Regions from separate parts of the Homo sapiens genome. Here region 1 is linked to region 2. A link is an interaction called in ENCODE POLR2A ChIA-PET data of the cell type or tissue named here. Cell type or tissue: MCF 10A. All regions are shown on one strand. Links, peaks and the distances in the headings refer to the core of each region. The heading gives the core; the rest is flanking DNA.

Region 1 (4,377 bases), core at 171-4,170, 120 kb before region 2:
ATAATCATGGGACTGCTTTGTTGATCATACCCTTGACTTATATCCCCAGCAAGAGAAGTGCACGTGTGACAATAACTGATTACACGGGAATCCACCTGCCCTCCCTCCCTCCTTCCGGATCAAGTTAGGATTCCAGCCCCTTAGGTTTGGGGTCTTAGTGTTAAATCTTGCCTAATCTCCTGGTACACTGAAATGAGGTAATGAAGGCCCAGAGAGATGTAGCCACTTGCTTAGGATGACACAGCATGTTAGCATCAGAGCCAGGAATAGAACCCAGGCCACCTAAGTCCCAGATTGGATCCCCGTCTCTCTCTAGGTTTGTCACAGGAGGGATCCAGAGATAGCTGCAGGGGATAGATCTAGAAATATAGTAGTTGTGTCTTGGCTCTATATATATCCTGGAGGTTGCTCTCTGCTAACTATATATACTCCACCAGAGTGGGTGTGTAAATGATGCTGGAAATCGGGTTATTAAATAACCAGCCTACCTACCCATGCTGACTCAAGCTGGGCCTCCTGCCCATCCAGCTGGCCAGTGGAAATGCATTGCACCTATTAATTACAGCTATTAGCTGTATTACCGGGACGCTGAGAGGCTGAGGGAGGGGAGAATCTTGACAGGACTTGGATCCACCGGGCACTGTGCTTGGTGTGGGCCTTGGCTCTGTCTGGAGAAACACGAAGGAAGTTTTTCCAAAAGGGCAAGGTTGTCCAGACCAGTGGAACTGTCCAGAGAGCCACCATCTGGGCCATGCCACATTCCTCAAAGGCAGTGAAACCACTTTGCACATGTGCCTTGCTGGGGTAACCCAGGACATCCTATGCAATCTCTATTGCTTGAGGGGCTGGAGAAGGGAGGCGCCTCATGCTTCCCTATTCCAAACCCCTTCCGCATAGCCCTGTGCCTCCCTCCTTCCCCGCAGCACTTGGGCTTCACTCACCTGCTTGCCCCCATGTTCTTCCTGGAGAGAGGAGTGATTCAGACCAGGCCCCGGCCTGACCTCCACGCAGGGCGCTTTCCTTCCTTTGTTCTCAGCTTCTCCGCTTGAGTGGCTTGAGTGCACTTCTGCTCCCTTTCCATAGGCCCAGGGGCAGAGGAAGGGCAGAGAGGTGAACTGGAAAAATCTGCAGGTGGTTAAGGCTAGGGAAACCTAAATGAGCCTTTGGAGAAAGGGATACTCTTGCAGACTGAAGCTGAGCTCCTGAAGCTCCCTCTCTTCCCCAGCCAGACTGCAACAGATACCAGAGCGGCCCCTGGCTCCTGCTGAGGGCCGGGTCAGCCAGAGGTGGGGGACAGCGTGTCCAGCTGGGGCAGATCCAGCCTCAGCCTCTACCTCAGACTTATGTGCCAGGGAAGAAACCATGTCTTTACCCTTTTGTATCTACCTCTCAACCCTTTGCCCAGCATAGGTGCTAAATAAAAGAGCCTGTTGGCTAAAAGAACCCTCTTTGCTGTCTCTTCTCTGCATGGTGAGGATGGGATTTGCATTGCCCTGAGCAGTCAAAGGAAGGGTATAATTGCTCCCTATAGGCTTTCCTAGGGTGTCAGACAACTTGGGGTTGTTAAGGAAGGGAGGAATCTGACTCGGTCCCAGGTGTCAAAGTAAAGCTACACTGGATGAAGGGGTCCGCATTTGGATGGAGGAGGGCCTGTCGTGTGTGCAACCTGCAGAAGCGAGTGGAAGCCCCCAGCTAGAACCTGGTGTAAGGTGGCACAAGCCGGAGGCTATTTTAAGCCAGCTTGCTTCCTGTTCCCCAACCACAGGTATATGGTGATGAGGTGGGGCAGAGCGGGTGGGAGGGGAAAAAAGGAGGCAGCAGCTGGGCATTCTCTTTCCTCCCTTGGACTCACCCTGTCTCCAATGTGAGGAATGACATCAGCTCCACACAGATCAGGAAACACTGAGGTTTCAAAGAGCTGTTGTTTAGAGGCTTGACTCCTCCCCCAGCCGGTGTGAGAGACCTAGCGGGCCGCCTCAGGGAGTGGCAATGACTGGGCCAGACCCAGAGGGTTCTGGGAGCATTAACCCCAGCTTGCTTCTCTCTTCCTGCCTTTCTCCTGCCCCCTCTCCCTCCCCTGCCTTTCCCTGCAGATCTCTGGTGAGTGTTCCCCCAGCCTGGCGTAGGGCATGCCCCAGTTCACTTTCGCCTGCTTCTGTGGTCTCCACGGCTTCTGCAAAATGAAGAGGAAGAAGGAGGAAGTTCACAGAGAGCGGGAGACGGCGGTGTGATCAGAACCAGGGCCCCTCCATCAAGCCCCCAGCAGGTCCCAGGCCTGATGGTGCCTGCTTCTGGCTGGGGCTTGGAGCAGGAAGCCGTGTGTGTATCTTAAGTCTTGATTTAGCCAGTGCTCTTCTCAGCCTGACTCTCACCCGAGGGCATCAGCCTCCTGTGTGCCTCTCATCCTCCTCATGCCCACACCCATTAGCTTCCAATTCTCAGACCTCCTTGGAGAGAGGCCCCAGCCACACAAGGGGGAACCCCAGGACCTGCCGCATGCCTTCCAGAGACTGAGAAGCCCCAGGGAGGCCAAGGAGTGAAACTTCTTTCCTGCCCTGAGAGCTTCGGGGGACTCTTCTCAGGGTAACCGCATGAGGCATGTGCCGCCTTGGGCTAGGAGAGCTGTTGCTAAATGGGAAACTGGCTGCTCTAGCAGAGAACTTCCAGCAGCCCTGACCCTGGAGAAGGCCTCCAGGGCGGAAGTGTGAGACTCTCCTGGGATTCCAGGACCTGGGGCAAGAATCCTTTTCCAGCCCCCTGCCAGCATCCTCCTGGGCCAGGTGGGGCCAGGCCTGAGGTGGCCAGCCCAGTGAGGAGGAAGGCAGAGGTGGCCAGTGGCTCCGTGGCTCCCTCTGTTCTTGCTCTCCAGAAAGCAGTGTTTCCTCCAGCCCCGGCCCTGACCCACCCGTGTTCATGATGCCTGTGCCTCCTTGCCAGCATCACAGATGTGGGGAGGCCTGTTCCCCAGGCCCTGACTCCCCTCCTCAGGGACTGTCTTGCCGTGGCCAGACTGAGGGACCCCTTTCCTGGACTGAGCCGTGCCCTCCCTTGATTCTCCTGTCTCCCCTGCCTTTTTCTTCTCTCCTCAGAAGCCATAGAGGGGACTGCGTTCATATGTGGTGCCTTCAGTGGAAACTCTTAGGGTGGGGGGACCTCTAGGACCTTCCTCGACTTTTTCCCTCATCCCCCACCCCCGCCAACCTTCCAGCTTCAGCCTCTGCCCTTACCCCCAGCCCATTTCCAGGAGGTAGGAAGCAAAAGAAAAAAGCATTTCCTTCCCTCTTTCCTTCTTCCTTCCTTCCTCTCTCCCTTCATTTTGGTATAACTTAGCCTTTTGTCTTTAATCCTGGAGTTCTCCGGGGCTAGAAGACAGGCAGAGACGAATGCCAGCAGCAGAGATGCTTCAGGCAGATTCTGTAAGCCTGTTCTCCCTCATCAGGGAGCAGCTCAGCCAAGGAGCAAAGTCAGACCCCCTCTAGCTCCCCAGGGACAGAATAGCCCTTCTGACAGGTAAACAGGTGACCTGGGTAGAGAGGGCAAGGCCCCAAGATAGGAGAGTCAGGGCTCCCCTTTCCTTGGAATGTGGGCCTCTCTGGGCAACTAGGGAGGGCAAAAGTCTTCCTCGGCTGGTTCGCCCAAAACCTGGGAGAAGCAAGGGCACATTCTATGCTGGCAGCCTCTGCCTGCCCAGCTCATGCCCACACTCAGGGGCCTTTCCTGGGCTTTGGGCAGATTGGGTGGGATTCAGGTTGTCTTTATGAGGCTTGAGCACAGCTTGAGTTCCTCCTCCCATCCTCCAACCCCTTCCTTTGCCCCTACCTCCTAGCCCCCACCTTCTACAATCTGTTATTTCCTTTTATATCCAAAGAATTATAAACAGAAGTCCTTCCCTCAAGGGAACAGCAAGATTCAGCAATAAAGGCCAGTGGGGTCACAAAGGACAGAAGAAAAACTCCCTGGTTCTTTGTCCTCTTGGATAGTAGAGGCCTTGGGTGAGGCAAAGAGATGGGCAGAAAAAGTTACCTTGATACAGAGGCCAGAGAGCCTCCTGGAGGGCATGTGTTTCCCTAGCGGTCACCTGCGAGGCTGCAATCCTAGAAAAGTCACTTCTGTGGCAGAGGATGAAATTGTATCCCCGGAGACTCAGAGATATTGGGTGTTATGTCCTGACCACACAGGCTCACCAGGAGGAAAGGTTAGGAAAGTGGAGAAAGTACGTCCTGGGGAGCGGGTGGCCGAGGAGAGCTTTCCCCTTGTGCGCCTCTCAGGCCTTGGCAGGGATTGCAGCTGCAGGGGTTTGGCAGTGAGCCCATCCAGAGAGCTTCCTCCCCCGGGAGAACTCCCTTGGCTCCAGAGGGATACTAGATATCTTGAGCC
Region 2 (4,377 bases), core at 301-4,300:
GGCCTGAACCCAGGAGGCGGAGCTTGCAGTGAGCCGAGATCGTGCCACTGCACTCCAGCCTGGGCAACAGAGCGAGACTCCGTCTCAAAAACAAAACAAAACAAAACAAAACGAAACAAACAAAAAAAGAACTTGCAGTGAGAATTTCTGGAAAGGGCAGCCCAGAAAGGATGGCAAATTTGTCAAAAGTTAGTTAGCAGTGGTTAACTGGTTCTCAAACTTGAGTTTAAAGTACGTAAGGATCACCTGGGATGTTTGTTTAAAATACTTACATTCTCTGGTTCCACACCCAGAGTAATTTATTCTGAAGGTCTAGGATAGGGCCATATAATGTATATTTTAACAAGCCTTTTAGAGCAGGTGGTTTAGGCATTATTATGTTTTGCCAAATCCAGTTGGGTGCTGGTTGTGAGGGGGTGTGTGTGTGTGTGTGTGTGTGTGTGTATGGTTTGCCCTATTGGCTACATCAGCAGTTACTTCCCCAGATTGTGTTTGCTTTTGCAGCCAGTAGCTGGTTTGAAATTCAAGAAGTCATTTCATTGGTGAAGGAGAGTGGATGTTGGAGAAAGGGGTAGATTATGGCCCCATCAATAGGACCGAGTATGTTTTTCCTGCTATCGCCTGGCACAGTCCCCAGTTGCCTGCTGCCAGGTTACAGCTATTGGGCAATCATGTACTTCCTGGCTTGCCTTTTCTTTCTCTTTCTGCAAAGTGTGAGGGCCCGGTGAGGCTCCAGGCTTGAGGCTGTTGGACCCAGGCTTTGTCAGGGGCTTAGCTGGAAAATAGCTGCTGGTGGCTTGTGCTTCGTGCCTCTTGGGGGTGGAGACACTGGGTCGTGGGGACTGGGGTGGCCCAGAGACTGAGAAACTGAGATTGAAGTTCAGAGTTCCCATCAGGCTCTTGACCCAGGTCACTGTGGGGTGTGTGTGTGGATGTGCATGAGAGAGAGAGAGTAAGAGAGAGATCTCATTTGATTCCAGAATGAGATAAACTAGCTTTCAGTTTTCAAACTTAAGTGGATTTAGGCAGGGATTCCAGCTCTTATTACATCAGAAGATACTCCCTGGCCTCATGCCTCTTGCTCTATGTAGGAAGCCAAGATCAGTAGGCATGGGACCTGCTGTGAACCTCCCTGATCCATAGACCACCCAGTTCTGCAGCTGGGAACTTGCTCAGGGTCTCCTTCCTTCTTGGAGAGCAGCTGCCTGCTGTGCTAATGGTTTCTCAATTCTGGAGCATTGCCTCTTCCCCACCCCACCCCACCCCTGCCTCTTGACTGTCCTTCGTGAATCGAGAGAGACCTAGTGCCTCAGGATACTTCAGTGCGGGAGAGGGGTGTGGGAGCTTGCCCAAGACCTCCCCTAGAATGAATTGAGATTGTTGGTGGGAGCTAGATTCAGAGGAAAGCCAGCTGGGTGACTTCCATCCCAATTTTCTCTCCACCTTTCTAGCACACTTCCCGCTCCCAACCTGCCTAGATGGGATTATCAGGGCCAGATGGGATTGGCTGAGGGAAGGGCAGGTGGGCGGAACTAATGGCTGCTCTAGGAGGACATCAAAGGAAAAACAAATATTTGCTCTGGCTCTTCAATACATTCCTGGTATCCAAATGACATTTCCTCCTGGGACTCACCCAGCTCCCCTGGCCACCCCTTCCCCTAAAGAGAAAAACACATGCTGGGGTCTCTGAAATGGTGGAGTCCACCAAAGCCTTTGGATGATCTGCATGGAAGTCTTACCTCCAAGGGGAACCATTAGGGCCGTGAGTCCAAGTGTATGGTGCTCTGGAGCAAGAGTGCTTCTGTCTTTTTTATGTTTTGGAGTGCAGTGCAGGATTTCAAAATGTTTGGAAATGACTGAGGTGGTCCGAGTCCTTCATTGACAGATAGAGTAGCTGAGGCCCGAAGAGGGGAAGTGACTTATCCTGTAGCTGGTGAGTGGCATGCCTGCAATATGGGCTCCTGGATGACCAAGTACTGAGTCCTAGACTGGGAGTTGGTCTTGAGATGAGCCCAGGCTTGCCTCAGTGTGCTTTGTTATTCCAACAGTTAGCTCCCGCTGTCTTTCCCAGCACTACAGGCAGTGCTTCAGGTGGGAAGAGTCACTGGGAACCAACCCCCACCCTCACATACAGTGACTGTGTTGAAGGATTCTGGGTGGGTGAACTACACTATATTCCTGGGTTTCAAACCTTGTTGGGGATGCTGCCTAGCTGACAGTCAAGGTTGCAAGCATTCAAATCGTGGCTCCATTGCTTACCAGCTGTGCAACCTCTCTGTACCTCAGTTTCCTTATCTGTAAAGTAGGGGTGATAATTATTCCTACCTCGTGGGATTCTCTTAGGATTAAGTAAGATAGCATATGTAAAGTGCTTAGCACAGTGTCTGACACACACAGTGTTATTATCCCAGCAAGGCTGGCTTTGATGAAGTCCTGCCCTTCCCTTTCCTGGGGAATCCCTGCGTCCTGGAGGTCTGTCCTACCCTGAGAAAGAGTATGGATTGTGCTTGGCTTCCCTAAGCCAAACCACTTTGGTTGCTGCTTTGTTCAAAGTCCTCGTCTCTCCTTCGGCCCCAGCTCCAGAGAAGGACTCCTGCCTGGCTGGCTGCCAAGGGCTTGCTTGGCAGGACACTGCCCTCCCAGCTCCCTCTGCACCTGCCTGCTAAGCGGCAGGGAGGGAGGCTGCAGGCCACTCTTGTCCTTGAGCCCCAGCCAAACCACACAAGAAGGCTGGGCAGGGAAGCTCCTTGCCCAGCAACCCGGTAGAGGGGGCTGGAGGATGGCAAGGAGGGGGCAGCACAGTATAGGGAGGTGGCTCAGGCTCCCCTTGGAGCCCATTCCTGATCCCTGCCTAGCTCTCTGGCTGGTGTGGTGGGATGGCGAGCCACCCCTAGGCCCACCCCCACTCTGCCCAGCCTGGGCCAACCCAGCCCAACCTCTCCTCCGTTATCTAAATGGGTCATCCCCTAGCTCCTTGCCCTGCCTCCCAGACAGCAGCTGCTCCACAAAAGGCCAGAGAGAAATCAAGGATCTTGGCTCCAGCTCTGGGTGATAACTATGACCAGAGATGCCCAGCTTGCACCTTCTCTCCCTCCACCTGGAACCAGCATCTCTGGATCTTCTTTTTCTAAGACCTTTCTACCATCCTCTCCTGAATCCAGATCGTTCCTGATCTGAGTCCCTGGGAGGGAGGCAGTGTTTACCAATTGAGCCACAGCACCTACCTCTCCAGGGTGTTGGCAGAGGAGTGGGCATATTTGTATATCTGTAAGTGGGATGGGGTGGCTGGTGATACTACACAGCCTGGCCTAGGGCAAGATATGGGGCATTCCCTTCTCCAGGGATGGGAGGCAGGCAGGGAAATCTCTATGGCTGAGATGGAAGCTTCTCCAGGCACCATCCTTCCATCTTCAGTCCTGATTGTGTCTTGATGTGTTGTGGAACCTTGGAAAAGTCAGTGTGCCTTTCTGGACTTCAGTGTGTGCTGTTTGCAAAATAGAATGAGGAATTAACCCTGCTGCCTTTTCCAATGTTTAGGACTGCAGGGGCAAGAAAACCACTGGGACAGAATCAGAAATTATGCTCAAGCAGGCTACCGTGGCCATAGTATGGGGCTGCTTATAATAATACTTGGCTAGCACCTTCCTGGCATAGTAGCAGGTGGCCCATTTCTGAAGAAGTTCAGCATAGAATTCTAGAGTTTGGAAGGGTGCGTAGAGATCCTGATGTGCAAATTCGTGAATGGCTCTTTCTTTTTGGCCTTTGTTCAAACCTTTCTTTCTGTCTGGAATGCCCTTGTTGCCCCTCCCTAGCCCACCTCCCTTGGCTTAGCAAACCTCACTCATCCTTCAAAATCGAAAGCAGTTTTTCTCCCAGAGGTGGTTTCCCTGCTCCTCCTATGGGCAAAGGAAGTTCTCTCCAGTGCTCTTGGAGCCTCTCTGCAGGCAGGGACATCAACTGCCACATTTATCACAATAGAATGGAGTTTAATTAATTGTCAGTCCTCCCACTGGACTGTGGGACTGTCCACTTTTTATCTGAATCCCTAACACCTAGCACAGTGCCAGCCAGGCACATGGTAGGCACTCAGCAGATGACTGGAGAATAAATATCCTTTCGTTTTTCAGATGAGGACATGAAAACCAGCCAGATGAGTTAACCAGACTTATCTGGTCAAGTGACTTATGTTGAGTTGCATAGCTCTATAGGGGCAAATAAGGATTCGATTCCTGGGCTCTTGATGCCATCTCCACTAATCAGATGTTCAGGTTTATGTTATTATCATTGAATCTGGTTTTCTTTCCCCTTCTGAGTAGGGTGGCCATATATTGTATTATCTAAACTTGGATACTTTGGAGAGTAAAAGGGGCAATATTA

What was found. Peaks named below come from ENCODE experiments on the same cell type or tissue, not always from the same donor. Only the 100,000 strongest peaks of a DNase experiment are listed, where the experiment ranks them.
Region 1: POLR2A ChIA-PET joins it to region 2 with 5 read pairs; 7 of 35 experiments call an interaction of 5 or more read pairs at or near these places.

Annotation. Positions count from the first base shown.
Region 1 is chr1:205,438,779-205,443,155 of GRCh38, reverse strand. It overlaps BLACAT1 (BLACAT1 overlapping LEMD1 locus), which reads left to right. Exons shown (of 2, transcript NM_001397426.2): 2 at 2,094-4,377. The coding sequence starts at 2,130. The coding sequence ends at 2,231. It also overlaps a transcript of LEMD1 not described here. Among named protein-coding and RNA genes, the nearest start is that of MIR135B, 7.4 kb to the left of the region's middle. RefSeq lists enhancers at 1,655-1,774, 2,176-2,757, 2,758-3,337. In MCF 10A, for the core only: no CTCF peak of the experiment used is centred there; a DNase peak (open chromatin) is centred at 1,915.
Region 2 is chr1:205,315,992-205,320,368 of GRCh38, reverse strand. The region is part of intron 1 of NUAK2 (NUAK family kinase 2); the gene reads left to right. Among named protein-coding and RNA genes, the nearest start is that of NUAK2, 3.6 kb to the left of the region's middle. In MCF 10A, for the core only: no CTCF peak of the experiment used is centred there; DNase peaks (open chromatin) are centred at 608, 1,478, 2,018, 2,618 and 1 weaker place.